Regions from separate parts of the Homo sapiens genome. Here regions 1, 2, 3 and 4 are each linked to region 5. Evidence: chromatin loops called from intact Hi-C (ENCODE). Cell type or tissue: heart right ventricle. All regions are shown on one strand. Links, peaks and the distances in the headings refer to the core of each region. The heading gives the core; the rest is flanking DNA. Region 1 overlaps PLCZ1 (phospholipase C zeta 1). Region 2 overlaps PLEKHA5 (pleckstrin homology domain containing A5). Region 3 holds the start of LOC107984527 (a long non-coding RNA gene). Region 4 overlaps PLCZ1 (phospholipase C zeta 1). Region 5 holds the start of LOC102724227 (a long non-coding RNA gene).

Region 1 (6,414 bases), core at 497-5,496, 52 kb before region 5:
CCACCTCAGTTTTAGAATTAGAGGCAGTGAAAGGAAGATGCAGAGACAGATGGCACCTCTACAGGTGTGCAGTGGGGCATGCACACTCTGCACAGCCATCTGGTAGTCCAGCCTGGGCGCCATTTCTTCCCCTTCCTTCACCATAGGCATAGAGCCTCCAAGTCTGATTAACCCTACCCTCTTCAATGCCTATTAAATCCACAAAGTTCATCCTGTCTCCACTCTCACTGCCAGAAATCTTTATTACCGCCTTCCTGCCTGCAATCTCACCCTTTGGCTGCTATCAGAGGTATCGTTTAGAAATAGAGTGGATCATGCCACTCCTGAGAGTTCAATCTTCTCCTGCGCACCTTCGCTTCCAGGACAAAGTTCAAGCCTTCTAATTCGGCTCTGCCTCCCTCTGCAGCCCTGTCACTGCTCTCCTATACAAGCTGCTCACCACAGCCCCCCAGCCCTCAACAAATGTGGCCACATCGGACATTCTCAATCAAAATGTCATGGCTTAGGAAAGTTAATTAATGGCTAAGTTCCATGAAATAAAACTTAATGAGACCTGAGGTATGTAACCCCATTCTAAATTATGTTAAATGTGTTGAAATTTTATGAGAATATACATTTTATAAATATCATTGAGCAATCTTAACACCCTAGCAGTGAATCTAACTCATTTAAACATTTCATCTATTTGAGTCACAAAAATTTACCTCGCAATTTTGAAAGTTTTCGGGCTTGTGTCTCCCCAATAGAATTATTTTCATTAAATTGCTGATATAATCTTGAATGTTGAAAGCTTTTGAATTTCTCAGCTTTCGTATAAATGACAAGATCAGATAAGGCCAGAGCAATTTTTAGCTTCCTGGTCTAAAAATAAAATGCAGTAATTTTACATTTTTATGCTAATCATTGGGAAAAAAAATTTTTTCTAGTAAAGAAAATACACTTTCAAACAAATGATTTTCATCTTTTCATAAGATTATCTCCTCAAACACCATTTGATTAACTCAATATGATTATTTTTGGGAACAAAAAAATATTTAATGTTAAGATAAGCTAGCTTAAATTTAAAAATCATGATTAATGTAATAAGTATTGAGGACCACAATTATTACTATTTATTTTTTTCCTAAAGATCTCAGTGTATTCCCATGAATTTTATAATTTTAGGAATTTTTGTCATTAATAAATTTATATTGAAATGACTTCTATTACATAGCGAACATTTGCCATTTCACAACCTGGCATCTATTTCTTTTACACTTCTTTTTAGCCATTTCCCAAGTTTTGTTTTGGGAAAACATTTCTTGCTCATGCTCAATCCAAGTATGAGTCAGGCAGATTGGGCCAGCTAAACAGAGCTTTGCATTCCCCTAGCAACAGTAATTGGTTCTGGGATGTGCGCATAACCAGATCAGAGCCAACGTACAAAAAAAAAAAAAAAAAAAAAAAATAGTTGCTCTGCCAAGAGATAGGCATTCCACTGGATTTGAAGCTGAAATGATATAAAGCTGACTCCTTGCAATAGCCATGCACCAACACAGAGAAAGTGGGAGCAAAGCTGGAGAAAGAATTGAAGTTCTGCTGACTTTATGTGAGACACTATATCAAGTCATTTTTTAAACTAAAATCCCTTTCACTGAACTTTTCATCTATGTAGGCCAATTAATTAATTATCATTTTATTTAAACCAGCTGGATTGGTTTTGTGTCACATGCAACCTAATATACTTTCTTTCATCATGCTAATGTATATACATATAACATTATGTATTATTAATATTGAATCTTGTCTTTGTCTTTACTTGGGACCAGGGAAATTACGTTGTGTATCTCTGCATCTTTTGCACTTCGCACAAAGCCTGTTTCATAAGAATGCATAATATTTATCAATTATAGAGATTTTTTTTTTTTTTTTGAAACAGGATCTCTCATTCTGTTGCCCAGGTTGGAGTGCAATGGCTCGATCTCGGCTCACTGCAACATCCGCGTCCCAGGTTCAAGCAATTCTCCTGCTTCAGCGTCACAAGTAGTTGGAACTACAGGCATGCGTCACCATGCCCGGCTAATTTTTGTATTTTTAGTAGAGACGGGGTTTCACCATGTTGACCAGGCTGATCTCAAACTCCTGACTTCATGTGATCCGCCCACCTCAGCCTCCCAAAGTGCTGGGATTACAGGCATGAGCCACCGTGCTCAGCCTAGAGAAAAAAATGTTTAAGCAGCTAACATAAGAAAAGAGGCAATTTAAAAAATTCATCTTCCACCATCGATGTTTTCAAAGTAAATTGTAAATGATAGACTAGAGTTTTTATAAGAAGGAAAATGATTTTTCTCCAGAATTTTAAAAAAATCTCCAAGAATAAAATTAGAAAACTTTCCAATCACTTGTAAGATTTTCACAAAACACCACCTCACCTTCTTTTTCTTGAAAAGCATTACTCCAGGTAACTTTTTTACCCCTGTTTCCTTGTCTTGATTGTCTCCTAAAACAGATTCCAATACTTCTGATTCTTTGAATTTATCCTCCTCCTCCTCCTCCTCCTCCTCCTCCTCCTCCTCCTCCTCCTCTCCATCTGCCACTTCTTCTTCCCATTCCTCCACCTTACCACGCTTATCAGAACCTTTTCTTTCATGGGTTTCCTTTAAGGTTCCTATTTTCTTATTTTTAACTAATATTTTGAATTTTAGTGCCTAAGGAAACAATTTGAGAGATACAATTACACATTTACAAGTAAATTTGCATTGTAACAGTCACTGAAAAGTGTTTCACTATATTTCCAATTAGCCTACAGTAATAAGATATGTAAGAACTCCATTTTTTCCCATACCCCTATTCACATCTCAGTAGAGGAATGAATACAGTGATATAATGCTATTGATTGTAATTCACCAAAAAATAAGCCTGTTATGATTGAGACTTACCATATGCCATTTTTTTTATATTTCCCAAGTTGGTACTATTCCAACAATTTGAAATATGTGAAAAGTATATATATATAAATACTTACCATGATATTGCAATGAAAATGTTACAACTTCTGGTAGTAAACGCTTCAGCTCATCATTTTCTTATCCAACATTAAAAAGTATTAAATGAAATCAGGTATATTAAAATGTCTATCATAAGTGTCTGGCATCTAGTATAGACTAAATTAAAGATTCGTAATAAAGGCTCTTCAAATTTCTTCTGTATTACACATAAACATCATTAACTTAATATTTTCTGTCCTTCAAACTTAGAAGCATAGCAAAATTTACCATCAGTGTCACTTGTTCTAAATTTGAAGGCTTCTGGTTCCATTCTTTCACTTGGTTATTCCTGCCCTTAGGATAATTTCTTTAATTTAACAAGTACATTTAAGTACCGGCTCTGTTATATACAATGCTGAAATCTGGGTTATAAAGTAAAGTTCTTTTCTCCAGGGAGCTTTGATTGTCCTTTCTCTTTTGTCATCCTCAGGCATCCATTCAAATTATTCCATCATCTTGGGTCTTCCCTCTTTCACAATGACCCTTATGATACTCTCCACTGCAGAGTTTACCAAATGCACTCTGCAATCCCATGTATCAAGAATATTATCAGAAGTGCTTGGGAAAGGGACAAATTCCTAGGATCTACTTCAAAATAAGGGAATCAGAATCTTGAATTGTGGGGCTGGAATTGGGCCTCCTTTAACAAGTCTCTAGGCAATTCTTTTACACACAAGGACTGAATATTGTAGGATAAAGTAACTTTTTTTTTTTTTTTTTTTTGAGACGGAGTCTCACTCTGTCACCCAGGATGGAGTGCAGTGACATGATCTCAGCTCACTGCAACCTCCGCCTCCTGGGTTCAAGAGATTCTCCTGCCTCAGCCTCCCAAGTAGCTGGGATTACAGGGTAACTTTAATTCTTTATTTACTCATTGAAAAGCACCTCCCTGCTTTAATATGGAGCTAAAATTTGAATGAAAGCTATGTACGGGAATGCTAGAAAAATAGATTCATATATAATAGGAAGCGGGATTCTCTTCCAAGAAAGCTGAAAATTATAAGTTCCAGAATTGGACTATGATTTGGGTTTAATCTTTGATGATATGTTTCGAAATTCTTTACTATTTCTTTCCACCACAATTGAACACATTGAGTCTGTGGGCATTCTTATGCCACAAAAGAACCGTGGTCTTTCCATTTATCACACAGTTCATTTTTTTCTGTCTCAGTTCTATCATCAGCCCTATATGTCTTGTCACTAGTGTCACAACACTTTCACTTGAAAATTTTTCACTGATTTAAATAAAATGTTAAAAGAAGTAAAATTTGAAGATCTTCCAAATTTATTATGTCAGGGAGAAAAGTTCAGCCCTGGAAACTTAGTCATGTAATACAGCTGTTTTTCTTCGATGGTGCATGACCATTGCTTTCTGACCTTTGTGTTGAGATGTTATACATTGACCAGACTCCTTATTCTTTATTCAAACCCTGACTAAATGACCTTAGAGATAGAGAACCTTGTGATTACCTCTTTACAATAGAATGTTAAGCAAACCCCTTAGAGTGTAATCAACCGTAGCCAATCAAATCTTAAATCTGTATGTTAACCCTTGTGTGGAAAATACTGTAATTCTGTTCTGTACCTCTGTTTTTGCCTGTATAAAACAATTTTCACTTTTTCCCACACCAGGAGCAATGACTACTATTCTTTGCTGTCTTGTGTGTCCCAGAAAGCTACCCTTACACTATGCACTTGAATAAATTCTTCTAACTGAATCCCAAGCCTTTTGATTATTTTAAGTTGGCAAAAAAAATAAGGAAAATACAGAGGGCAATACCCAAATATTACAAAAATATTGTTATGTCTAGCAAAAATGAAGACATGTCAAAACCAAACTATTTGTTGTTAGACAATACTATTCATCAAAAAGAAAGTTTATTTGTAATCTGATAAAATTTGGGATAGGGAGAAAGGCCCAGCAAAGGAAACTAAGCAGGAGTGGTCAAAGAGGAGTGAGGGAAGGCTAAAGAATGTGGTGTTACAACAGAAAGTAATTCAGGGAAAGGAAGTGGAGGTCGACAGTATTGAATGTTAATGAGAGGACAACCAGATGAAGACTAAAAGAGGTTCATTAGAATTTATCAGTAAGAAAATCTTTGATGAATGTGATGGGAACTTTCCTGTGAAGCAATTAGAAGAGAAAGAGGGACTGAACAGGTTGCAAGGAGACAAGAAAATGAAAATTTGGGCCGTGAGAGGGAGTAATTCCTTTCTTTTTTTCAATATGAAGGAGTTTTGTTCTTTTTGCCCAGGCTGGAGTGCAGTAGCTCAATCTTGGCTCACTGTAACCCCCGCCTCCCGGGTTCAAGCGATTCTCCTGCCTCAGTCTCCCTAGTAGCTGGGATTACAGGTGGATGCCACGACACCCAGCTAATTTTTGTATTTTTAGTAGAGACGGGGTTTCACCATGTTGCTCAAGGCTGGTTGTGAACTCCTAACCTCAGGGGATCCGCCCTCCTCAGCCTCCCAAGGTGCTGGGATTACAGGCATGAGTCACTGCACCGGGCCATAGAGAGGGAGTAATAAAGAGACAGCCAGAGAGAGAAGTGAAGTCCTGATGGTAGATGTGGACGTGATTTTTCAAAGCAAATACTTCAGTATGCTCAAATTAAGACGGAAAGGGTCATAGAGACAGGGAAATTGAAAAGAGTAGATTTTTTAAAGGGGAACTTGCTACCCAGCTGTTGAGATATTGGGTACTGACTATTTATAGTCTAGAACTTTTGCCACTTTCTAGGACTTTTGCCTGTAAAACATACTAAATTTCTGGTCCTTAATACTAATTGCTTTGATATTGTGGACCCATGGGGTAGGAGACACAATCAAAATGTGGGTTGTATGTATATATATATAAATTTTAATCGAAATATATTCACCTAAGCATTCATGAGAACATTCCCTAGGCAACATTGCAAAAATAAACCTCTATACGTGATCAAAACTAAGCATTTTCATTGGTCTCTAGCCCAGTTTCACAGGCCAATATAACAGTGACATGTTTTCATGGACTTTTTTCTTAACCTGAGTTTCTCAGAAAAAAATGTTACCTCTGGTGATGGTAGAGTATCAGGAAAATCATCAAGCATATCAGAAAGCAAGGACTCTCCAAAAGTAGCCTGCAAATTGTCTGCCATTACTTCTTGTTGGGCAGTGGAGCAGTGATTTTCTAAAGAGAGCACCACTGGGTAGTCAGATGTCTAAAAAAGTAACCATTACTATGGTTATTCATCAAAACTTCTAAATAATTGTAAGGCAATTAATATAAGTGCTTAATGTATTTTAAAACTTACTTCTAACGTTTAGTACCTTTGCAAAATAACTATTCTTTAAACTGAAAGTACTTTTGAGTTTGGCAAAACAGAGACCATTAAATCTGCATAAAAAG
Region 2 (6,414 bases), core at 684-5,683, 430 kb after region 5:
TGTATTCCAAAGCCGATTCCTGAGACTGTGCTTTATATGCACCTACGGCTCCTAAAAAACATCAGCCACAGCTTCAAGCCTAAGCTCACCCGAGACCCAAGTCAGACACCTCTGGTGTGGAGCCTGGGGATCTGTTTTTAAAGAACTCCACAGTGCACAGTCAGCATTCAGAACCACCATTCTAAAGTTTTATATGTTTCACATGGATAGGCAGATAGTTGAAATTGTAAAAAAAAAAAAAAATCAATTTTGATTCTCTAATATAATGGAAAATATCAGATTAAAAAGAACTCTATAGTAATATTTCACTATTTACTTGAGATGACCTGAACTAGGTATAACGAAATGGAAGACTATAGCACATTGGATAGCCACAGACCAGTACTGGTATGAATTAGAATTGAATTCTGCTTAGATTGTAAAGGAACTTAAATTTAGCACTAAGATAAGATTATTAAAGGAAAATAATGTGATTAAATGAAGTAGAACAACAGTACCTAAAATGTGTTATCTTTTAAAGTTTTTGAAATCTCTTGTTGAATAAAGCACAATAATTGTATAGCATTGAAATAAAGATTTTGAAGTCTTACTATACCACTAACTCAATATAGTAAAAGGTGATGCTGAAAAAACATTAATGTGGCTGTATTGGTTATTTTGATATTTTAAAAAGCCCTTTAGGGCTGGGCATGGTGGCTAACGCCTGTAATCTCAGCAATTTGGGAGGCCTAGGCGGGTGGATCACTTGAGGTCAGGAGTTTGAGACCAGCCTGGCCAACATGGTGAAACCCCGTCTCTACTAAAAATACAAAAAATTAGCCGGGTGTGGTTGCAGGCGCCTGTAATCCCAGCTGCTCGGGAGGCTGAGACTCGAGAAGTGCTTGAACCTGGGAGGCAGAGGTTACAGTGAGCCGAGATCGCGCCACTGCACTTCAGCCTGGGTAACAAACAGAGTGAGACTCTGACTCAAAAAAAGCCCCTTAGAGAACAAATTATTAATCTAAGACAACTAAGGTAAGGTAATGGGTAATGTCAAGGATGTTTTTGCTGATTGGGACAATTTGTATTCAACTGCAATTCGACTACATTCATTAGCTTCATCAGAAATAAAACTGAGGATTATGTGTCTAGATCTGGGTGAGCTCAAAGATGATTACTGCTACATAGTCCTTGCTCTCAAGAGATTATATATTACATAATTTGCTTTCTATCTTATGGTTTCAGTAGTTATTTTTAGCAGCAAACAGTTATGTTTTTTAAAGGCAGCAAAAATTTATGTTGTTGGGTTATTATTTATTTTTACTTTTTAAGACTTATTTATATACCAATTAAAGCCCAGAAAATTAGTCTTGAGCAAGAGTTAACACATGCTCCTAAAATTTTAAGTTTTTTGTTTGGCCAGATGAGGGCACTTTTTCTTTACATTTCTAGAATTTGAGCTGTGAAGCAGATTGTTTTTTCGCATCCAAGCGATTTCTTTCTTTCTTTTATTATTGCCAGTGAGACAGTTTTGGCATTTTTGATGTTTTGATTGTGCTGTATTCTCATAGATTAATCCTTTCCATCAATCCTTTCCTAAAGGAAAAGCTTCAGTTTCTTGCAAAGGTGTTGTATATGGGAACTTTAAAATGAATGACAAAATTTAATGGAACCAAGGTGGTTTTAGGAAAATGTCCATGTTATTTGTAATTTTGCTTATAGTTAATAATGGAAGTTGAAATGTACTTTTAATTTGAGTACTCTAACAATAGCAAGACGAAGTAGCATTGACTAGACCCTCCTCTTCTCCCTTACCATATTTCTAGTGCCTGCTTTACATTGAATTAATGTTGCCTTGCATTATTGCCGTCAGAATTATACAGAAGTAATGGAGAAGAAATAAAATACCAGAAACATTTTGTCTGCTGCTTAGAAATAAACAAAAATAAGTATAAGTACTGAACCCAACAAGTATAATATTAGAAATACAGCATATTTAACTTTCTTATTTGCTGTCAAATGCCAGACTGAATAGGATAAGGTTTCTAAGGTTATGTGTAATGTACTAAAACAACACAGACTGCAACTATTTGGTGTCAGTGTGAACAGTCTTAAGAAGAAAATCAAAGAGAATAATGTTTAAACGTCCCACAAAACAAAGCTGTTGTCATTTCGTCACAGATGAACAAAACAAGTTTATGTTTTTTGAAAGTTAAATTTCTGAAGAGCAATGAAACAGAGCTGTTGCTAATTAAAGTTTAAAAACCACTAGTGAAAATAAACACCAAAACATGGTTAACTTAAAGGAGATTAAAAGGAGAGTGGGGGAAACAGCAAGGATGAATTCAATGTGCAAGTTTGTTTAAAATTATATACAACTTAAGGAGTCATGAAAAGGAAATATTATTGTATTTTACATAGATAGATAGATGAGTATAAATAGTATCTCCCTTGTATAGATTAAAGAAAGCTGTTATCATTATCAGCTGACTCTGGAAAGAGGTGTCAGCTTAGTGAAGCCAGCAAACCTTAGTTTCCTCTGAGTGCCAGAGAGCCACTGTTATCATATTCTCTTTCATGAGCACCAAATGTGCTTTAGGTACTTTTCCTACATGTTCACTTATTATCAACAACCCTGTGGGATAATTATTAGTATTATCATTTTACAGGTGAGAAAATGTAGAATATTAAGTAGTATGTTTAGTGTCACAGAAACCGATAATAATGAATTTCTCAAACCAAAATTCAGATTGTAACGACACTTTAATGTTAAGAGGCATGTCACTGAGAAGCAAGTGGTTTGGGTTTCAATGATTGAGTTAGTTGTTCTCAGTCTGCTCTGCCCCAAAAGGCCATCTCTTGGTGTTTCAAGGAACAGCAGCTGGATTGCTTGATACTTACAAGGGAAAATTTTTTTATTTTCTTTCTTTTTTTATTTTTTGAGATGGAGTCTTGCTCTATTGCCCAGGCTGGAGCACAGTGGCGTGATCTTGGCTCACCGCACCCTCTGCCTGCCAGGTTCAAACGATTCTCCTGCCTCAGCCTCCCGAGTAGGTGGGACTACAGGTGTGCACCACCACGCCCAGCTAATTTTTGTGTTTTTTTGTAGAGACAGGGTTTCACCATGTTGGCCAGGCTGGTCTCGAACTCCTGACCTCAGATTATCCACCTGCCTTAGCCTCCCAAAGTGCTGGGATTACAGGCATGAGCCACTGTGCCTGGTCTTATAAGGAAAAATTTGTTAAGGCCTCTACAGAAACCACGTCTGGTGCCTATGGATGGACTGTTGTTTTTAGTCCTTTGGAGGAACAAAGTTTCCTAGTGTTTAATATCTATTATTATTATTTTAAAAGTAATTTTAAAAATCCTCGGGGAATGGCTATGAAAAAGATAAGAAGAAAGTAGTGATTTTTAAATTTTCATTCTATTCCCTGACTTTTTGCTGTATAAATTTTGGTAGCAGTCTTGTTGCCTAGACCTTATTTATCAAGCCATAGTCTATTTGAATAGTAAACCCCCAAAAATCTGGTTTTATGGCTGACAGATCTTTAATAAAAATGAATCCCTCTGCCCCTTTCTCATTAAACATTTGCTGGGGACTTTTTATGTACTGGCTATTTGTACTTGGATGTAGGATGTACATGTGAGATACAGCTATGCCCTTGCTAGTGAGTTTATATTCTCGTGTAAGAGCTCAGTAAGTAAGCTAGTCATCACAATGAAATGGGATAAGTACTGTGCCGGTGAGTAGGGTGCTGTGAAAGCATACCCCTGTCTTGTGAAGAGAGAGGGGAAGGAAGTCTTCATGGAAGACAGAATGTCTGAATGATCAGATCATTTCACAGATAGATTGAGAGGTAGGAAAGGCTAATTTTGTTGAAGAGAATAAGTGATGTTTGTTTTGAATATTTTGGGTGTGGCTATAGGTTTTGAGATCTACATTTGGTTTTTAAAAATGCGGGAATGGAATTTTTCAAAGAATTTTTAGCCTGGAAATGAATATTTGAGAGTTACTTGAATAGAAGTGATAAGATAGAAAAAGAGGAGAGGACACTGGGGAATACCTATAAAAATCAGAGAGGTAGAACTCCGCTAATGCAGGTCCTGGAAGCCACAGTCAGAAGACAAAACAGTACTTCAAGAAGTGATTGTTATATAGTCGGTGGAGGCAAATGCAGTGCTTACAAGTTGAGGAAGCAGAGTAAGGCACTGTATTTGATTAAGGTATCAGTTACTTGTGAGCAATATAGTGCAGGGTTAGATTTAAATCGACATTTTAGAAATGTACTTCTTCTCTATACCTTTTTTTTTTTTCTTTTAACATTGGTTCTTCACTTTGGAGAGGAGATTAATGGACCTCTTTGAAACTGTGATACAGAGATGGCGTACATTTCTTTTGTGCCCTGTCCATCCTCTGTTTCTTCTGAGAATCTAACTCACATTTACCTTGGAGAAAAACTCCTTATTCAGTACTTGTTATTATACTCAGGTCTGGTCAGTATTTGTTCCATACCTCCTGATCCTGTCATTGACCAGGGTGTGCACATTATGTAAGCTGGACCAGTAATACTAGATCCTGGGACTTTCCTTAAGCTCTGGAGAACGAGAATGTCTTATGTTGGATTTGAAGCTGTAAAGATGTCAGCCTAGAGCTGTCCTCATGGGGCAATAACAGAGAGAAAGACAGAGAGAGGAGGGGTAGGGATGGCCTGGGAGGAGGAGAGAGAAGAGTAGGAGGTAAAGAACGGAGACAGATAGATACACACTTTATCATATTAGTTGAGTCTCTGGATCTAGCCATTCCTGAATCTACTCCTGAACTTTTAAATTAATTGAACCAATACATTCCCTCCTTTTGTTTAAGCTAATTTGAATTGGATTTTCTGTTATTTGAGGCTGGAAGAGTCCCATTCCCATGAAGAATGCCTGTGTACTTAACATATCTTAAAGAATGCAAATGATTCGGGAGTCTCCATATCTGTAGGGGCCCAATGAAACAAAAAGTAATGAAGATCAAGTTGTTCCAAGGATAGCCATTAACTAATTAATAACACACACATACATATAAAATCTTGTTATTTATTGTAGTTGAGGGGATGGGATATTTTTATTAATGCCTTTTGGATTAATCAAGAATTAACACATTTATCTTCTTCAGTCTCTTTCATAAGAATATCCTTTGTGAAATATTTGGATTGCATTTCATTTGTTATCTGTCTCTCTAGGCTTATAAATATACTTGCCAACCACATACATGTCTTAGGACTCAGACCATAAACCCATAGATACAACGTAATTTGCCAGAGGTCCCATAAAATACTAATAATAAGGCTAGTTGTCCCTGGCTCTAGCTTAGTTAGGTAACTTGAAGAAAAAAGGAAAATGGCTGTGCTAATTTTGTTAGGAGTAAGCTTTCAGTTCAGTAGAAAATGACGATATATAGAAATATAATTCAATAAACTGTTTGATGGGTGGTACCATTAAAAATAACAGAGCAGTTGGGAAGTACTTGATATATAATAAAATATCAAAGGACATTGTCACATCTGCAGTCAGATAATAGTTCTAAGTTAGGTTGGCCACAGTGAGGGTGATTGTTTCTTTCTGGTCACTGCACTTGGCAGTAGATGTAGCTCCTGGCAGGTTCACAATGATGTTCGTTTTGATGAAATAGAACAAGAAAGTTGGATGGTAATAACGTGAATAACTGAAAATAAGCTCGAATTTAGTATACCAAATTTACTTTCTTCTATAGAATAATGCCAACTACTTTCTAATTAGTAGCTAGAAGAAATGGAGTAAGAGTAAAAAGTTTAGATTGAAATTGAGTCCAGTCTACATTCCCTCTGGTCATGTTTTTTTGAAACTGACCCAAAGCTCTCAACCTCTTGTTTTTTGCTTTCTTCCTTTTTTAGAATACCATTTATGGTTCGTATCCACCCCTTGAAGTCCTATATTCTAACTGAGCTTTCATCTATAAGCTTTTTTGGGCATTGTATGCAGAATTTAATAGCTTCCTATTTATTAAGAAACATTCCTTTCTCTTTGGGCAGAATTTATATTTTATTCCTTCTAAATGCTTTGTTAAATCAGAAGGTCGAGGAATAACAATATGCTGTTTCTGCCCTCTGGTGGTTGAAAGAGATGTTGTAAATAAGTAATTACAAAGATGTGTGTCCTATGACTCTAACCACCTATGGCATTATAGTTTCTTTTATTCCACCTGCATTTATTGGTTCACTGATGTATCAAGCATGTAATGAGCATCTTCTATATGAATGTCTTTATCAGTACTCTAAAGTGCCTTGTCTAGTAGCATTCTGGCCATTAGAAACAAGTTAACATATGTGAGGTCTTACAAATGAAGTTCCAAAAGCCCGCTTTTGCTATGTCTAGATCTGACTTTTTGCACTCCAGGTTTGGATTGCAAAGTGT
Region 3 (6,414 bases), core at 531-5,530, 280 kb after region 5:
CCCACAAGACTGCCCCACACTACCACTTGATACTTCAGGTTATCACCTGTAATTTGACCAACTGGCTGTAAATCAGAGGTTCCCACGACCCCTTCCTCAGATTTGATTATTTGCTATGGCGGCTCACAGAACTCAGGAAAGCACTTTACTTACTGTTACCCATTTATTATAAAAAGGATCCAACTCAGGAAGCCAAATAGAAGAGATGCATAGGCTCAGGTATGTGGGAAGGGATGTGGAACTTCCATGCCCCCAATAGATGTGCCACCCTTTCAGCACTTTTATGTTGGAAGCTCCCCAGACCTTCTCCTTTTGAGGTTTAGGGGAGGATTCACTGGGCATCGTTAATTAAATCATTGGCCATTGCTTATTGAATCAATCTCCAGTTCTTCTCACCTCCCTTAGGTCAGGAGGTGGGGCTAAAAGTTTCAACCTTGTAATCACGTGGTTGGTTCACCCTGGCAACAAGCCCCCACTGGACACTTTCCAGGAGCCCCAGCCACCAATCATCTCATTAGCACACAAAAGACACCAACCACTTCTCAAATTCCAAGACTCATAGGAGCTGTGTGCCAGGAAACTACAAAGACCTAGTATATACTTCTTATTGTAAATCATAATATCACACTTAAAATCAGGGAGAAAAGAAAAACAGTATCTTAAGTGTGTAGGTATGTTTTGTGATAGGGAAGGACATGGTGGTGAGGAAAAAGTTATATTGAATCCATCCCTAGGAATTTTATTTCCTGAGAAAGCCTGATAAAATCAACTTGCATTCAGCAAATGCATAACTATAAGCCAGGCATTGTGTTAGGAAGACACTACTTTTATCAAGATGAATTAAAATATTTTCTGACATCAAGTAGGAAGACAGACAATACAATGTGCTAAGTGCTGTGATGGGGTTAAGTACAGAGCCAAAGTTGAGTGGTGGAGAGAGACCAGTTCTGATTGGGGAAGTCTGAAAAGACTTCCAGAAGGGATTTTAATCAAACTAAGTCCGAAATTGTCCAACAGAGTATGACCTTTCCAAGCAGCACTAACAGAATATGCCAAGTAGAAATGAATGAAAACACATGGAGTATGGGAGTACTGGAGAATTATGAGTGGGTGGATTATGTAACCCCTAGTGAGAGGTTATGTTGGAAGAATGAAGTGTGGTCAGATTATGAAGACTCATGGATGTTTGTCCAAAGAGACTGGCTTTTATGAGGCCAGCTATTTTTCATTCAATAGACTTTTAGGTTCCCAAAAGTGCCCTAATGGAAGCACAGGGTGGGTCAAAAGGTCAAGTTTCTGCACACCGCCCCCACCACTCCACCTCACTGCACTTCTTCTCTCTTATGTATCTCTTTTAGATTTTCAACTTGGAAGAAGAGCTTAGTTGTTATTTTTAAGTTTTAAAATCACTCATGTAAACAAGAGTCATAGAAATTTTTTAAGAAAATTAAATGACTGTACTTATATTTTAGAAAGCTAATTCTGGCTGCAAGGTGGGGAAAAGATTAGAGAAAGAAAACGTAAAAGGTAGAAAAAACATACAACTGTTAAAAATAGCCCATACAGGAAGGGCATGGTGGCTCATGCCTATAATCCCAGCGCTTTGGGAGGCAGAGGAGAGTGGATCACAAGGTCAGGAGTTCAAGACCAGCCTGGCCAATATGGTGAAACCCTATCTCTACTAAAAATACAAAAATGAGCTGGGCATGGTGGCACGCACCTGTAATCCTAGCTGCTTGGGAGGCTGAGGCAGGAGAATCACTTGAACCCGGGAGGTGGAGGTTGCAGCGAGCCAAGATTGTGCCCCTGCACTCCAGCCTGGGCAACAACGCGAAACTCTGTCTTAAAAAAAAAAATAGCCCAGACAAGGAATGACAAAGGGTCCAAATCAAGGTAGTGAAAGTAGGGATATGAACAGAAGTAGGAAGAGAGAACAGATTCAAGAGATATTTTAGAGTTTGAATTGATAGCTATTTGCAACTCCTACATCACATGCAGTAGTTTTTGACAGTGTTTGAGCAGAGTTGTCAGGAAACCCTGCACACATTTTCCTTTTCCATTTGTGGACTGGTACAATGTCAGCTGCTGCACTTCAACTCCAATATTACCACAGGGAGGTGAGATAAGGGCCTCTTATAACATTCCAAAGCTTCTAGGTTGATGAGAGTAACAGTTTGTTGACTGATGCGATTTTGTGGAAAGCTACTTTAAACTTAGCAGCTCATGATTGAACATGGAAAAAGCCACCAACACAGTGTTCATTTTGTTACCCAAACACCAGGGGTGAGGTCGTTGCTATGCCACACAGAAAGCCAATCAGTGAGAGGAGGATTGCCAGGAAAGAAGCCTTTTTATTCATGCGATGTCAGCCCAGGAAAATAGGAGATCAGTCTCAAATCTGTCTCCCCTACCAACTGAAATTGAGGGCTTTATGTATCAGGAGGAGGAATGTAAGTACGTGCTGGAAAACAGGAATTAGGAAGGGGAAAGGAGGCAATCCTGACTAATGGGAGGTCGGGCATCTCATTGTCTGGGTGTAGTGTTTTGGTACGTTTCAGTCCCTTGCCTGAGGGTTGGTTTCCTGAGGATGGAACTCAGATAAGACAAATGTAAGTTTCATGTTTTAAGACCTGGAGGACCAATTTCTATGTTTATTCAAAAAATCCAAAAATATCAGCTCTGTGGGAATTGGGCTGGTTTCAATTTGATTTATCCATTCCTGAAGACTGATGAGGTATTTTGTTGCCTCTTTTGTTCTCTCTCCTTCATTCTCTAAAAAACAATTTTAGTCCAACTCTAAGAAAAGAATTTGGGAAAAATAAATTTAGTAAATGAAGCAAGCCATCGATATGGTTTATTTTGTTGTTAAGCTACACTCTTTGTTGTAATGTCATGTGATAGAATGCTTGGCCAAGACTGATCCTTACAGTGGGCCAGCCTTGCAAATGTGCAGAAAGGATCCCATTGTGATTTAAGATGTGATAGTGAGATGCTCATCCCTTATTTCATGCACTCAATTATTCAGTAACTATTTTCTAAGCACCTACTTTGCAAAAGGTCTTTAATCGGTAGGCACTGAGTGTACAGTGGAATGGAACATCAAAGTGGTCTTAGTCTAGCAGAGCTTTCAGTCTTAGCAGGGGAGACAAACATTGAGCAACTAATTATACACTTAATTATTTGATCACTGTTGTGATAACTGCTTTGAAAATGAAAGAAATCTTACTTCACCCAGTCTCCACTTCCATAAGGAAGTGACTTTTGGCTTGAGAGCTGCAGGACAAGTTTCTTCTTCAGCAAATGAGTGGGGAAAAGAAATTCAGGCAGAGTAGACAGTGTAAAGCTGGAGCATGGGCACTAAACAGCTGGGAAAAGGCCACTATGGCTGAAGGGCAGAAATTAATAGGGAGAGTGGCCAGATGAATTAGGAAAGCTCAATCATACTGAGATTGGTAGGCCACGTTAAGGTTTGGTGTTAGCCTAATGTCCTAAGGAATACATTGACAGAATTTGAACAGGTTTGGGGTCAAATGATGAGGCACATTTTGAAGGACCTCTCTGACTTCTTGGTGAAAAATAGATCAGAATAATACAGAAGTGGCTTGGGAGAGACGAAACAAGTGGACTTATCGGAAACTTCTTCCAGTTTCCCAGTTGCAGGCCCTGACACCAACAGCTGAAGCTCCAGAGATGAATCTAGCCTGAGCAGGTTCTATATAGAACTAGGCTTGGCTCAGATGTACCAGGCGGCAGAGTGTGAAATCAATCTTCCTGCTCTAAGTTTGATGTCCTCTGCCTGGCATGTCCCAGGCCGCTAGACCACAGATTTGCCCACTGCAGCACTATCGTCCAGGGCCAAGTTCTGGCTACAGTTTCAGGGTTCCCTTTTGCCCTCCATTTACGACACAGGACTGGAGCCTTTTTCTGAAACCTGCCTTGATGCCTGCCCACATTCACAAGCCTCTAAATTCCACAGTCGTTCACTATAAGCCTGATTGGCCTCCCAGGAGAACAGTGTCTTCCCAAATAAAGCTCCTTTCCACTAGCTGCTGCACCTTCAGCTGTTGATTCCCTCACCAGTCTCCCCTCTGCCTCAGGTCCGAGTCCTTAACTGGACCCTCTTCTAGCCTCTCCAAAAATGCCTCTGAGCTGAGGCTGCTGGATTCATAAAAATGAGCTACAATAAATACCTCACTATGGTGAAGTATCTGTCTAGAAGAACTTCCCTTTAGCAAAAGAGAGCTTTCTTACTCTTTTGAGATCACAAGGTAAGATTTCTTTTTTAAAAATTCCACTGAAAGTACCATTCCAGTGCTCTTTAAGCAGTGATGCACGCAGTTATCAAAGAATCAGGGTTGTGTTTTATGACAAGTGTCGTAAGCTTTGCAAGCTCAAAGTTTTTTCTCAAAAAATGTTTAATTGTTTAGGTTTGTTTGCTTTTAACCAACCTGTGTGTCAAACTCCCATGTTTTTCTGATTTACTGCAATAAAAGTGATATACTTCGGTGCAGAGAGATATTGGGATGTCAAAAGTGTTATGAGTCAAGGAGCTACTGGCATTTAATCTGTAGCAGGTATGCTGTTAGATTTAATAAGCATTTCAGGGTAGTCAGGGTCTTTTTTTTCTTTCTCTATAAACAGGCCTTGTAAAATTTAAATCAAAATATGAAATATAATCCTACAAATAATTCTCCACCCTTACTTTTTCTCTACTCCTGAAAGAGTTAGAAGAGAAAAGATTTCCCTGAGTTTACTGTTCTATATTGCTTTTTCTTTTGTTTCCCTTTTTGCTTTTCCAGTTCAGGCAAGATAGGACCCTCCGTAAAAATTAACTAGCATCTCATAGGACAGAAATCTGAAAAACATGAATAGGTTTCAAGATAATATCTTTTAAAACTCTGTGTTTGTGCTTCCTTTTTAAAGACCTTTTTCTAAAAATAGAATTCTCAGGGTGACCAGAACAAATGCAGATTGGATGAAAAATGTTTCTGCCAAATTGTGAGACTGATGTGAATTGAAGTAGCTGAAATGTAACGCCGTGTTATTGTAATCTGAAGTGTTAAAGCGTGCCCTTCATCTAAGAAATGCAAAATATTTTCAAAACAAGCATCACATGACACTCAGCAGAACAGGTCATATTATTACAGCTCTCCAGAGGAGGTAACTTGTAGAGCAGAGACTTTGGGATGTTTTGCTAAAATACTTTCTTTCTTAATGCAGCTCAGAATTATCAATTTTTTGAAATTGAATTTTACATTTTATTCTGTTCGCTTGGTGGCTGTCAAAAATGCTAAACAATCGTATTTTTTTTAAGTTCCAAAGGATAGTAAAAATATGTGTAAGAGAGAATGATGAAGTTTCAGGAGTTTGTATTTGGTAGACTTTTATGCTGTTTTGGAGTTCTCAACAACACTTGAGTACTTTAGCACTTTGTACTCTGTTCTCAATTTGGGGATTTTTCTTTATCTTTTCTCTCAAGTGCTCTTCTAGCATGTATTTCATAATCTGTGGATTAGTTTAATTTTTCTGCAATGATGAAAACATCAAAGAGCTTTAGACACTTGAGCTGCCGGTTGGAAATTGCAACTCCCAGCTGTACCTAAGCAGAAATAAATAAGCCCCAAAAGGAGAGGTAGGTAGTAGCCTCAAAGAGATCCAGTCGCAAAGCCTCTGTGGGAATTATGGAAGAACAATGTTTCTGCTCACTAGATATATGAGCGTCGTGGCAGGGAGACCAAAATCTGAGGCTAGAGAAAAACAGGAGCAGTACCAGAGGCCTTGGCTTCCCATGGCACATTTGTCAGGAGAGAATTAATTGTTCTTTTCAAATAATTTCAAGAGAGCTTCCCACCTAATGATATGCCCTCCATTCAGTTGATCTTTTGTCTTCTATTCTTTTTATTTCCTTTGTTTATTTTACATAGATGTTTAAGCCTCTGGCTCTTATAATTTCTCAAACTAAAGTCAGTGATTTTTTTTTTTTTTGCTTTTGTGTATTCAATGGGTTATTCCTAGGCATCTGATAAGCTCTAGCTATGTATTTGCCTTTTGTATCCTACAGGCATGGTGTTATCTAGCCATATTTTTAAAACCAATACTGAGAGTTATCTATTTCTATAATGTAGGATTCTCCCAACGTTCACTTATTCTGTTTGAGTCCTCGATCCTGCTCCATCTCCCTGTTTTTCTGAGCTGGCTTAAAGCTCCGACTTCTCTTCTGGAGGATGCTGCCTACCTTTGGCAAAGGAAATTTCAGAAGACCCATCATGGAAGGATGGGGTGGTTAAAAGTTCTTCCTTTTTGTTATAGTTCAATTTCTGTTCATTTATAATTCAAACATACACAACATAAATGGAAGCTGAACTCACACACAAAACGGATAGAATTATCTGGTAAATATTGGAGAACAAAGCT
Region 4 (6,414 bases), core at 690-5,689, 62 kb before region 5:
ATCTTAACAAAGTAATTAATAATAATTGTATTTAAACTTGTATTTGCCAAGCTAATTGTTGAAGCAAAAATGTGTTATAATTTAAGGAACAAAATGAGCACACAACAAAACTATATTTGAAATGTACTGACTTAGGCTAAGAGATAGAAGATATAAGCCTAAAAACGCAGTTATAAAAATTGAGGCATAATTCCAATTTCTGAAGGTTACATAAGGAGAAACAAATATATAATTAAGTTTGATTATAAAGGAATAAAGAAAGGAAAAGAGGGAAGGAAGGAGGGAGAGAAGGAGTAGAAAAGAAAGGAAAAGAAAAAACACTAATGTGTGATTTTTCCTAATTCCACAGATTACGGCATTAGCTAGAAGCCAGTATGACTATGCAACTGTTTAGCAATCAGCATGGAATGGGCATCAGCATAATTAGACATCAAAGTAACTAGAAAGAACAATGGCCATAAACATATAGTACACTGGTCCCAATACCACTATAGACCCGCTAAATATCACTTTACAGGTAATAGACCCTTCCCAAAATGGAGTAGGTTCAGCTCGGTGTACCTCATTCCAGAAAGAAAAAAAAAATTATCTAATTTTGAAAAACATAATTGAATATGAAAACTGAATGAGAATTTAGGGCAAGCTTGTCCAACCTGCGGGCCACATGTGGCCCATGGTGGCTTTGAATGCGGCCCAACGCAAATTCATAAACTTTCTTAAAACATTATGAGATTCTTTTTGCATTTTTTAAAGCTCATCAGCTATCGTTAGTGTTAGTGTATTTTATGTGTGGCCCAAGATAATTCCTCTTCTTCCAACGTGGCCCAGGGAAGCCAAAATATTGGACACCCCTGGTTTAGGGAGCATTGATCAAATAATTTGTAAATAAATTAACAAATTTGTTTGTACAGGAGCCAATGCAGAGGAAGGGATATCAAACAATAAGCCCTCAGTGGTCAACTCTGTTGTTACCCATTGGCCTTACCCATAAGATTTTGGATTTAGAAAGCAGTCCTGTAGCTTTTATAAATTTGAAAATAACTGGCCTAGACCAAAACTCTCAGATTGCAGGTGACGAAGAGTAAAGCAGCAATGTCAAATGCCTTCATCAAGAACTTAAGAAAGCTTATAGTAAAACTTGGCTCTCTGATTCCCAAATCGTGCCTTCTACTATCTGAGCAAGTCATAAAGTAATCACAAAGCTCCCTAGAGTGATAGAGGCAACAGAGAAAGACCCACATGGCCATGGCAGCAGCTTCCTGGAGAATCATTAACTCTCCATGCCAGTTACACCTCAACAAGAGACTCCTCAGAATACAAACGTGGCACTTGTGAGCATTTGTGCACACTAGCTGCCTTCCACCTTCACTTTCTCAATAAAAGAGCACATATGTTCTCTTTACTATTCATAACAGGAAAAATAATGTATTTGTTCAATGAACCTAGATATATTGGGCATATACTTTGTGTAAGGCACAAATAAGGTGGAACAAAACACATCTGTTTTTTGTTTGTTTGTTTGTTTGTTTGTTTCTTTGAGACGAACTTTGGCTCTTGCTACCCAAGCTGGAGTGCAACGGTGCGACCTCGGCTCACTGCAACCTCTGCCTCCTGGATTCAAGCGATTCTTCTGCCTCAGCCTCCCAAGTAGCTGGGATTACAGTTGGATGCCACCATGCCCAGCTAAGTTTTTGTATGTTTAGTAGAAACAGGGTTTCACCATGTTAGCCAGGCTGGTCTTGAACTCTTGACCTCAGGTAATCTGCCCACCTCAGCCTCCCAAAGTGATGGGATTACAGATGTGAGCCTCCATACCCAGCCCACATCTCTTATCCTTAAAGAATCCTCAGACAAATGGAGAAGACAAGTTACAAGTAAATAAACAATTATAAAACCTTGTGATAAATGCCATAATATATGCATGCAGAGGGTGTTACGGAAAACAGCAAAGCTATGAAAAGAAGCACAGCTAACCTAGCCTAGGAAAATGCTTTCAAAAAGACATGATTCCTAAGTCTTGAAAACTGAGTCAAAATGAAATAGGCAGGTAAGGCTGAAAGAATGCTCTAGTCACAGGAAGAGCCTACGCAATTCGTGGAGGTGAGTCATGGTTAGAGAAGGATCCTAGTTCCACATGGTTGTAGAACAGGATGAAAGGCTAGAAGTGGTGAGAGATAGGGCTAGGCAAGTAGGGCAAGGCCTGACTAAGATAGTAGTCAAGAGACACAAATAAATATTACGTATGCATGATAATATTAGCACTGTAGCAAAATCTCTCCGGTCAACTTGTGGAGAATAGATATGGAGGACTGAGACAGGCTACCTGAAACCATCAGGAAGCCAAAGAAATAGACCTGATGACAGGTAGTAAATTCCTGATACAGGAGAGCAGCAAAATAGGTCAGATCAAGAGAATGGAGAAGGAAAATATTTAGGAATAGAATCAGCAGAATTTAACGTTGGTCTGGATGTGGGATGTGAAGGAGATGTGAAAGATTAGAATGGTTCCCAATTTTCTAGTCCGAGCAGAGTGGAAGAATGGGGCAATTTGTTGACATTTAAGTAAGAGCAGAAGTAGATTTGATTAGGAAGGGATGTTCAAGTTTTACTATTTTAAATTTGACAGAATGGTGATTAAGGAGGTAAGGATGCTCAGTGAGCTAAAATATGCCTTTAGATTCCCAAAATCATGTCCAATTAAAGACTTGAGCATTGTTGGTGGTGAAACTATGAATGTTTATGTAACAGAATCCAAGGAGAATAGTTTGAGACAAGGTTTAAGGAAAGACTTTAGTTAACATAAATATCTTAAGGGAAGGCAGAGAAAGAGGAAGCCACAAGTAAAAATGACAATCACTTGGAAGGTAGGGGGTAAAAGGAGAGTCCAGTCCCAGAGCATAGAAGAGCAATGTGTGTAGAAATGGAAGGGCTCTTCAAAGTGGCTGATTTGCCACTTCTTTTTACCAGATCAACTACAAAAAGATGTCAACATTATAATAGCATTGTAAAGTGAAGTCAGTAGTTAATTCTTTGCCAGACCTTGAAGGAGTACCAACAATCCAGTGTTGTAGGCAATTGCTGCCTATCCATTAAATGCTTCTACATCAGAGTCACAAACTCCTTAACAGACAATACAAAAGCCAGCTACATACTTCACAGGCACTGTTTCCTGCAATGGTCAGGATCATTCTAGTCCTGGTCATCTTTGCTATACTTTCCACATTAATTTCTGGAAAACAGCTCTCAATCCTCCCATTCTCAGCTGAGATAAAGTGGCTAGGTCCTGAAGTAGACGTGGAGTGTAGCTTCCCAAATCCTGTGGTATTACGATGGTGGAAAAAGGAGCTGAGCCAGGAAAAGTCGCAGGAGAAGCACATTCTGGAGGCCCCAGCATTTCTTGCACTCTAACAGCCAGGTAATGGGGAGCAGAGGAGCGCTCAGCAGCTGGCAGAGCTTCACTAAGTAATGACATTGCTGGCCAGGGACAGAAACATAAACACTACAAAATTCCAGGTAGGATCTGAGATGGTTTATACAGTTCTAGGAGTAACTAGTTAAATAGAAAGAGGGACCAATGAAACCATAGCCACTCTATTGATTTGCAAACAACAGGTACAGTTATAGCCTAAAATAGAACTGCTCATAAGTAAGTGGAGAGAAAAAGCAACTAGAGGTTTTTCAAAAGATTTAATGACATTTTAAAAAGAAAATAAGCATAGCACTTAGGTTATAGAGGAAAAAGAAAAACGTTTTGAAAAGTCTTTACTAATGGAAACAAATCTTAGACAACTGCTTTTATGCTCCATAAGGTTTTACAGGATGTGATAAAATAAAAGCTAAAATAATAAGACGAGAGTCTGGAGGAAAGGTGCTAGGTGGGATACAGACAGAAATAAAAAGGAAGCAATATGAGGTCAACCGCAATGGGGCAGGAGGACTAATTATGCAGGAGAAAAAAATCATTTCTACATTGAAATCAGTAAAGAACAAAATCAAATACAGACTTTGAATCATCAACATAAAGAAAAAATGTTAAAAGCTCTCCCAGGCCAAGGCAAGATGGGTCAAAGTCAGAGTGGTGGTCATGGTCCTGGAGGTGGCAAGAAGGATGACAAGCTCTAACAACTCAAGGACAAGAAAAAGAAATATGAACCTCCTGTACCAACTACAGTGGGGAAAAAGAAGAAGAAAACAAAGGGACCAGATGCTGCCAGCAAACTGCCACTGGTGACACCTCACACTCAGTGCCAGTTAAAATTACTGAAGTTAGAGAGAATTAAAGACTATCTTCTCATGGAGGAAGAATTCATTAGAAATCAGGAACAAATGAAACCATTAGAAGAAAAGCAAGAAGGGAAAAGATCAAAAGTGGATGATCTGAGGGGGACCCCAATGTCAGTAGGAATCTTGGAAGAGATCATTGATGACAATCATGCCATCGTGTCTACATCTGTGGGCTCAGAACACTACATCAGCATTCTTTCATTTGCAGACAAGGATCTTCTGGAACCTGGCTGCTCGGTCAGGCTCAACCACAAGGTGCATACCATGATAGGGGTGCTGATGGATGACATGGATCCCCTGGTCACAGTGATGAAGGTGGAAAAGGCCCCCCAAGAGACCTATGCAGATACTGGGGGGTTGGACAACCAAATTCGGGAAATTAAGGAATCTGTGGAGCTTCCTCTCACCCATCCTGAATATTATGAAGAGATGGGTATAAAGCCTCCAAGGGGGTCATTCTCTGTGGTCCACCTGGCACAGGTAAAACCTTGTTAGCCAAAGCAGTAGCAAACCAAACCTCAGCCACTTTCTTGAGAGTGGTTGGCTCTGAACTTATTCAGAAGTACCTAGGTGATGGGCCCAAACTCGGACGGGAATTGTTTCGAGTTGCTGAAGAACGTGCACCGTCCATTGTGTTTATTGATGAAATTGACGCCATTGGGACAAAAAGATATGACTCCAATTCTGGTGGTGAGAGAGAAATTCAGCGAACAACGTTGGAACTGCTGAACCAGTTGGATGGATTTGATTCTAGGGTAGATGTGAAAGCTATCATGGCCACAAACCAAATAGAAACTTTGGATCCAGCGCTTATCAGACCAGGCCGCATTGGCAGGAAGATTGAGTTCCCCCTGCCTGATGAAAAGACGAAGAAGCCCATCTTTCAGATTCACACAAGCAGGATGACGCTGGCTGATGATGTAACCCTGCACGACTTGATCATGGCTAAAGATGACCTCTCTGGTGCTGACATCAAGGCAGTCTGTACAGAAGCTGGTCTGATGGCCTTAAGAGAACGTAGAATGAAAGTAACAAATGAAGACTTCAAAAAATCTAAAGAAAATGTTCTTTATAAGAAACAGGAAGACACCCCTGAGGGGCTGTATCTCTAGTGAACTACGGCTGCCATCAGGAAAATGGTTGGGTGATTTCTCAGTCCCTGAAAGGGATGAGGCTGGGGGAGTTGCCCAGAGGAATCTCTGTTCCCATTGATTTTTATTAGCAAAACATCCTGTGTCTTTTGGAGTACGATGTGTAAGTGCCCACTGGGTGGCCTGTCTGTTGGTCACTGTGCAGCAGTCTGCTTCCCAATAAAGCGCGCTCTTTCACAAACAAACAAACAAAAAAGCTCTCCCAACATGCAGAGGAAAAGGGAATATGTTAAAGTTGACACAAATTAACAGACACTGAAGACAGATACTGGAGAAAGACATATGGATAATTTTTCTTTTTAAGTAATCAAATGATATTCACAGACATATGGGGGGAAGAATCCTGACCTACAAAAGCCTAATTGTGGAGACTGAGGAAAAGAAAAGGGCTCCTAAAATTTCCAGGTAAAATTCATCAAAGGCGAGAAAAAGTAACATGCCCACAAAGTAATTAGTGGGCTGAACTGAGACCTGTATCTCACAATATTAAATGCCTAAATACAATGAAATCATATAGTAGAACTTTGAGAGGAGAAGGTTTTAGCCTCAATATGTCAATTCACAGGCAGATAATCATTCATGTAAAATTACAACAGGAAGACATTTTTCAGATATAGAAGGATGCTGGAATACTACCCACATATAGTACCTGAAAAGATTAACAGAAATTTAAAAGAAATTGAAGCAAATCAGTGGAATTCAAAATACTAATGTACACTATCTAGTTTATATAATAACCAAAAAATGTAAAAGAAAATTTATTAATCTTACCCTTATTGTAAGTGTAATTGGCATACCCTCTTTTATGTTACTTGGGTTAAAGTATGATTTACTCTCTCTTAAGAAATGTGGTTTCAAAATATATCCAGAACCACCATTATCCAAAAATTTCCCATTTTGCAGATCCATGGGCAGACCAGGGGTCTGGAAATTTAAAGCCACTGTAAGAAAGAAGTATTTTGACATTGTCAGGTAATAG
Region 5 (6,414 bases), core at 429-5,428:
ATGAGTTGACACTTCTCAAATAGGTACTGTAGATGGTTTGGTGCCCTTGAAACACAATCACATGTATTCCCAGGATGCCCTGGAGTTTCTGGCACAAAGGACAGACAGCCGAAGACTTAATATTGGACAGCCAATTTACATCTACCCCAAGATATGTGATTCTGTGAAATAGAGTGCATTAGAAATGCACAGTTCATACTGCAGCACTAGAAAATACTATAGGCATTATGATAACCAAACTCAAAATATATACAATTACATTTTAAGCATATAATTAAAATACAACTTGTATGCACTGAAGCCAAAAGGTATTTGGAATGGCTATGTTGAGAGAATATGGAGTCAGTAGAATAGAACAGAGTCCCTCTTGATCCCTCTGTCAATGCTGTCCATCTACATCCAGAGTTAGAAACCTAGGTGTGCTGTCCGTCAAATTAAACTATTCTCTTTTTCTGCACGCCCACTCTATTAGCTTTCTTCTGGGAAAGCGACCATGTAGAAACTTCAAATGATGCCAACAGTAAACTCTCCCCAAAAGTCTACAGAATGTGAAAATATCTGAAACAAGTACAGTTCATCTACTGTTGGTGGAGCAAAGCATAAACTTTAACCCATACTGTGTTATAGTACTAGACATATCACAAAGAATTTACTTCCCATCAATTCATTCTACAAGTTATTGTCCTGAAAACATCCCTGTAACAGGAACTATAGACTGAAAAACAATATGAGTAATGATCTCTGCTCTCCAGGAGCTGAAGATCTTTTTTTTCTTTTTCTTTTTTGAGACAGAGTCTTGCTATGGACCTTTTAAAGAGCGATAGTTATTGTAACTTCAGGTGTTATCTCTATGTTTCCTGCAATTCAGAGATAATAATTTTAACAGAGAGCAATATTGAGAAATTAGTACCTTTGCTTCTTGTTCCTATAGATTCAATCAATACAAAGAATAAATAAAGCAATATTCCCCTTCATGGTAAGCAGGATCTAGAATCCCTTGTCCTAGAATTAACAGCTTTTTCTGATTCAGGTCCAGAGGAAGCGAATTAAGTTGGCTCATCTGAAGAGTGGCAGGAGATAGTGAGTTTTGTGTTTGGAAGTTAGAGATAAATGAAGCTAATCAAAGTCCAGCAGAGAAATCCATATTGTTCCTACCACATGCCAGGAAGTGTCAGGAACATTAATAGGGCAGCTTATGAAGCCAGGGGGAGAATTTCTCCCAAATCCAAGTGTGTGATTGAAATTGGACATTCTACTTTTCTTGTATTCAAATGTCATGCATCCGTTCATATCCATTTCATAAAAATAAACAAAGGTCTGGTTTACAAGATATCTGACTCTTAAAAAACCCTTCCACTTATTCTATGAATGCCTAGACAGATTATTTTCCATATTTCAGTCTTATAAAAGGCAAGAATATTTCCTCATTCGGTTAATAGCTAGTGAGCCCAATCTTTATGCCAGACTCTACATTACGCACTAGGAGCACAAAAGGAAATTGCACACTCTTCTTGTTCCTGGTAGGTCCCAGCTGAGAGGAGGATACTGGCATGTAAAGGACTAATTAGGCAAAAACTTCACACTGTGGGAGACGAAAGGAGAGCAAAAAACTCTCCCTCAGGAAGTTAGAGAAGGCTCACATAGTGAATGCTTCCACCACCCCCCACCCTCCCTGGAGGACTGAAGCACTCGTCCTCCAGCTGCCTCATCAAGATAAGGTTCCTTCCCAGGAGCAGACCACATGGGAAATCCTACCCCTTTGCCCCAGTTCAAGACAACTTTGCAGCATCATCCCAGCTTCCAAGTTCCCAGGAGGATTGACTAAGGCCTTTGTTATGACTGAATCAGCAGTTCCCCGTCCCCCTTCCAACCTAGGAGTAGGCAAATTTTTTCTGAAAGGGCTACAGAGTAAAATGTTTTAGGCTTTGCAGGCCACATAAGGTCAATTTCTGTCGGATAGCCTATTTTTTTTTTTAAACCCATTGAAAATGTAAAAACCATTCTTACTTATCTCAGGGCCAAATACAATCAGGCCATGAACCAGATTTGGTTTGTGGAATTTTGTTCCACCCTAAACAGCTTTTCTCACCTGCTCTCCACAGCTGTTAATCCCAAAAGGACCTCCCAGTAAACATCCGGCAAGCTAATCCCTGTCTCAATTCTATTTCCTGGGGAGCCTGAGGATTCAGTTTGACAAAGGAAGTACTTAGGACCCAAAGGTTTAACCAGGCTGGTGACACTGAAATTTACCTATGCCCTGTGGTTCTGAAAAGTAGCTTTCCAGAATTCCTCACCCTTTTTGTGTTCTGGGAAAGGGTTTACTGCAAAGAATCCCCTTCCCAGGTGACACATGAGACTCAAAATTCACTCTTTCTCCTAACTCACATAAGACTCACAAATGTTTCTGTATAACAAAGCCAGACCCTGAAAAACTGTCTTTGTTTCATAAATAATTAGCTGAACTGTTTATCCTCCCAAAACTAGCTTGACACAGAGATAAACATTTCTTGTTCATCTTGTCAGAGGCATTCGAACCAGAGCAACTTGAATACTGGCTGGATAAAATAAGGCTGAGACCTACTGAAGCAGGACATTTCACTGACCCCTTTGTGGAACTCGCAACAGGGGTGCCCCGTTTACTCAGCCCACAGCTCTCAACTCCTCATAGGAGGGAGTGAGCAAGCCAACAAGGCGGGAACTGGAATACACGAGTGCTAGAATCAGCTGGCTACTTCATAGCTGGCAAGAGCAAACTCCACTCACTCAGACCCGCTGCTTTCCACCCCTCGTCGGACAGGGCACACAGGTAAGCGGGTGCAGGAGCCAGGGTGAGTGCTACTGGGTGCTGGCAAGAGCAAACTCTGTGCATGCTCAGCGGCAGCACTGCGGGGGTGCCCACGACCCTTGAAGCCCCAGAGGGAGTGTTAGAGAGCTCTTTTCGCTCTTCCCTCCATGGACAGCTTAAGCGTTAACAGCTCAGTGTACCCTCTGCCTTTTCATGTGAGGCAGCTGCCTTCTGCCAACAAAGGCAAAGGGTCAGTGTGACAGTCTTTTTGCATCCACACTCACAGCTCCCGAGCTGTTGTCCAGTGTCCAGGAGAAATGAGATCATGTGAACAAATTGAAGGATGGTAAACGTGGGGGATATTATTGCAGATGAAAGTGGCTCTCAATGTGAAGGAGAGCTGCAAAGGGGATAAAGTGGGAAGGTATTCTTCCCCCAAAGTCCAGCTATCTCCTGCCGGATTCCTCTCTGAAGTTACCAGAGAAGCTGTCAATCTGTCCCTCTGAAGTCAAGCCACTTTTCTCCAACACCCAGCAGTAGTAGCCAACGTCCAGCTGCTTCTCCTCTCTCTGCCGGCTGGGTTTGGGGTTTTTACAGGCACAGAATGGGGCAGGGTGGGTCTATGGGTTGTGTTGGAAAAGGCAACATTCAAGCAGGAAAACAGCGATGTAAACTCTCACTTTGGGCTGCAGTCTCCGGCTTTTTGGCTTGAGGGTGGGGCCCTTACCAGGGACCTGCCCTCTTCTGCCCAGAATTTCTTTGCCGCCTGTCCCTATCACTACTGGGCTGCATTCCCAGGAGATTAGACATTCTAAGTCACAGGATGAGATAGGAGGTTGGCATAAAATACAGGTCATGAAGACCTTGCTGATAAAACAGGTTGCAGAAAAGAAGCCAGCCAAAACCCACCAAAACCAAGATGGTAACACAAGTGACCTCTAGTTGTCCTTACTGCTCATTATAATGCATTAGCATGCAGAAAGACACTCCCACCAGCACCATGACAGTTTACAAATGCCATGGCAATGTCAGGAAATTATCCTATATGGTCTAAAAAGGGGAGGAACCCTCAGTTTCGGGTATTGCCCACCCCTTTCCTGGAAAGCTCATGAATAATCCACCCCTTGTTTAGCATATAATCAAGAAATAACTATAAGTATCCTTATTTGAGCAGCCCGTGCTGCTGCTTTGCCTATGGAATAGTCATTCTTTTATTCCTATACTTTCTTAATAAACCTGCTTTCACTTTACTGTATGGACTAGCTCTGAATTCTTTCTTGCACGAGATCCAAGAACCCTGTCTTGGAGTCTGGATTGGAACCCCTTTCCAGTAACAACCTGACAGACTGAGTCTCCCCCTGATTACAAAAAAAAAAAAAAAAAAAAAAATCCTAACTGTGAAGTCATCCCACATATAGCTTAGACAAGCTCTTTGTTATAAAATCCAAGGCAAAACCACCCTGATGACACGCTCTGATCCTCAGATCTGGGGTGCTCTTGGTATTGCAAAATTCCAAATAAAATCAATCTCCCTACATGTTCTGGGTTTTAGTTTTTGTCTTTGTTTTTGCCTTTGCCTTTGACAGTGAGATGATGGCTGCAGGCAGAAGAAACGTAAGGTTCAAAGCACCAAAGTACAAAAGGATCTGATATTGTCACAGACTGAGAGATTTGATGTGGAGAGAGTATGGAGCTCTGGTGGGGGCCACAGTGCAAGGCTGGGGTAGTAAGTTAGAACAGGCTGAAGGGCCTTGATTCAACCACTAATGTGGTCATGTTCCTGAGGACCTTGGTGCAGTCCCCTCTTGGAGATAAAGAGGCTTGGCCACCATCCAGGCAAAAATAATTCCTTCAATAAAGAAAAAGACAGACTTTAAAAGTTATCACCAAGAAAACATGGTCCCCTAAGATAGAGGACTTCAACTGACAAATCCCTAAAATTTTGGAAGAATTTTAGAAAAATAGGTATCTTCTTGTACATTTTTAAGTTGATGTTTAAGATTTATCTTTTAAAAAGTGAAAAGTAACATGTAGTTTGAGACATATTGTAAATATCAACATTTTCAAATAAAATCTTTTTATCAGATTTTTTAAGTATGCAGCAGAATCTAAATACACTAGATTTATTCATTTTCTTAAAAAAAGACGAACACTTCCCTAATTTTATGTAGTTTCTTTCTCTGTTTGAACTTTCTATGTCATTTCACCAATACATTTTATACTAATTTAATACATTTTTATGCTGAAAAGTCTTTCACTGATTATTCTGTCATACATGTTTGCTACAAAAACATGTGTATGATTTTTTCCTGTGCCCACCAGTCTAAAAGATTTAAAAATTTTCTCTTCTATAAACAACTATTCAAAACAACATAAAGATATTAACAAATTTAATGTAATTTTAAAGATAAAAATTTAAACTTATTGAAAACACAATTCATACTGACATGGATCAAGCTCATTTATTTTGGATTAGTTTATATATCTATCAATGAATATTAGTTATTACTAGAAAGACAGAGTGTTCAGCATCCAGTCTATTTTTATTTTTACTTCATAGATATGAGCAATGAGCAACGTTGATCAGAAAAAAAGTGAATGGGAAAGAGTTTTCTTATGACAATATCACTCAGTTCTTTAAATTCTTCTGAATTTTATACCAAAAAAATCACAGTAGTCTATCATCAAACATTATTTTTAATAATATGTCAATGGACACTTTGTTAGCCAGCCCTTCTGTTATATTGAAAGCAAACAATAAGAAACCAATATATTTGAAAATGGACTTGTTATTCTATTATTAGAGCCACTGACATCCTCAATTTCTGAAAGGAAGAGCGCTAAGAGCACAAAGTCTTTACCATGACTCACTCAATGACAAGCCTATACCAGTGGCTCTTTCACTGAAAGGGGTTGTGTTTAATTCAATATATTTAGGCAGGGAGGGAGAAATTAAAATATTCAACTCAATGCATCTTTGAAAACTGTCAACATCCAGGAACAAAATGCAGTGTTATGCTCATTTAATTAGTGGGAAATATCCACCATATAACCTAATTAAGCAAGCCAACCCACATTTAATAATGTCAGCCATCAGCCACTCTTAAAAAAAAATCAGACCTCAAGTTTTAACTTCCAGTAAAAGGATAATACACGTATTTTCAGAAATATAAAATTCACTGTGAAATAAATTAGAAGTCATATCTTGTAATGTAAGTTACTAAAAGCAACCAAGACTGCAATTTTTCATATCTACATAATGTAATTTATCATTTTCTAATAAATTGACATGATCAAATGCCATTTTTATTTCTTAATTTGCAAGACTAAATTATGAGTTATTTATAGTGAGGAGTCTGATATATATATACATGAACTATGTATAAAGTATAGTTAACAAATCTCTAATCAAAATTGTCTATGTATTTTATTTTAAAAATTATATGTACTACTAAAAATTACTTAATCCAGCAGTTAGTTTCAATTATATTTTCCTAGTAGGAAGTAGAAAATATTAAATATTTTAGAGATGAAACAAGATTAGACTGACAGAAATCAGAATAATTATTTTATGAAATGATTTCAGAAAATAAGTTTAACTACTTCAGCATATGAGAAACTCCAATCTG

The links. Peaks named below come from ENCODE experiments on the same cell type or tissue, not always from the same donor. Only the 100,000 strongest peaks of a DNase experiment are listed, where the experiment ranks them.
Region 1: a loop joins it to region 5, with 2.3 times the contacts of the local background. A loop is called at or near these places in 4 of 110 quality-filtered maps.
Region 2: a loop joins it to region 5, with 4 times the contacts of the local background. A loop is called at or near these places in 7 of 110 quality-filtered maps.
Region 3: it touches region 5 in a loop (6-fold over the local background); 6 of 110 quality-filtered maps call a loop at or near these places.
Region 4: it touches region 5 in a loop (2.9-fold over the local background); 4 of 110 quality-filtered maps call a loop at or near these places.

The regions. Positions count from the first base shown.
Region 1 is chr12:18,699,090-18,705,503 of GRCh38, forward strand. It overlaps PLCZ1 (phospholipase C zeta 1), which reads right to left. Exons shown (of 15, transcript NM_033123.4): 7 at 6,077-6,226; 8 at 2,603-2,687; 9 at 2,412-2,479; 10 at 705-861. It also overlaps a transcript of PIK3C2G not described here. Among named protein-coding and RNA genes, the nearest start is that of PLCZ1, 36 kb to the right of the region's middle. In heart right ventricle, for the core only: no CTCF peak of the experiment used is centred there; no DNase peak of the experiment used is centred there.
Region 2 is chr12:19,180,812-19,187,225 of GRCh38, forward strand. The region is part of intron 3 of PLEKHA5 (pleckstrin homology domain containing A5); the gene reads left to right. Among named protein-coding and RNA genes, the nearest start is that of PLEKHA5, 54 kb to the left of the region's middle. In heart right ventricle, for the core only: CTCF peaks have their summits at 1,399 (motif pointing right) and 2,836; no DNase peak of the experiment used is centred there; H3K27ac peaks cover 4,763 bases.
Region 3 is chr12:19,034,651-19,041,064 of GRCh38, forward strand. It overlaps LOC107984527 (a long non-coding RNA gene), which reads left to right and starts at 2,179. Exons shown (of 2, transcript XR_001749033.1): 1 at 2,179-2,450. RefSeq lists a silencer at 2,185-2,479. In heart right ventricle, for the core only: no CTCF peak of the experiment used is centred there; no DNase peak of the experiment used is centred there; H3K4me3 peaks cover 3,434 bases; H3K27ac peaks cover 4,873 bases.
Region 4 is chr12:18,688,704-18,695,117 of GRCh38, forward strand. PLCZ1 (phospholipase C zeta 1) reads right to left here. Exons shown (of 15, transcript NM_033123.4): 12 at 6,207-6,376. It also overlaps a transcript of PIK3C2G not described here and the pseudogene PSMC1P9. Among named protein-coding and RNA genes, the nearest start is that of PLCZ1, 46 kb to the right of the region's middle. RefSeq lists an enhancer at 1,526-2,725. In heart right ventricle, for the core only: no CTCF peak of the experiment used is centred there; no DNase peak of the experiment used is centred there.
Region 5 is chr12:18,750,965-18,757,378 of GRCh38, forward strand. It overlaps LOC102724227 (a long non-coding RNA gene), which reads left to right and starts at 2,196. Exons shown (of 6, transcript XR_001749032.2): 1 at 2,196-2,806. RefSeq lists an enhancer at 2,425-2,996. In heart right ventricle, for the core only: no CTCF peak of the experiment used is centred there; DNase peaks (open chromatin) are centred at 1,741, 2,827 and 2,996; H3K4me3 peaks cover 1,573 bases; H3K27ac peaks cover 3,744 bases.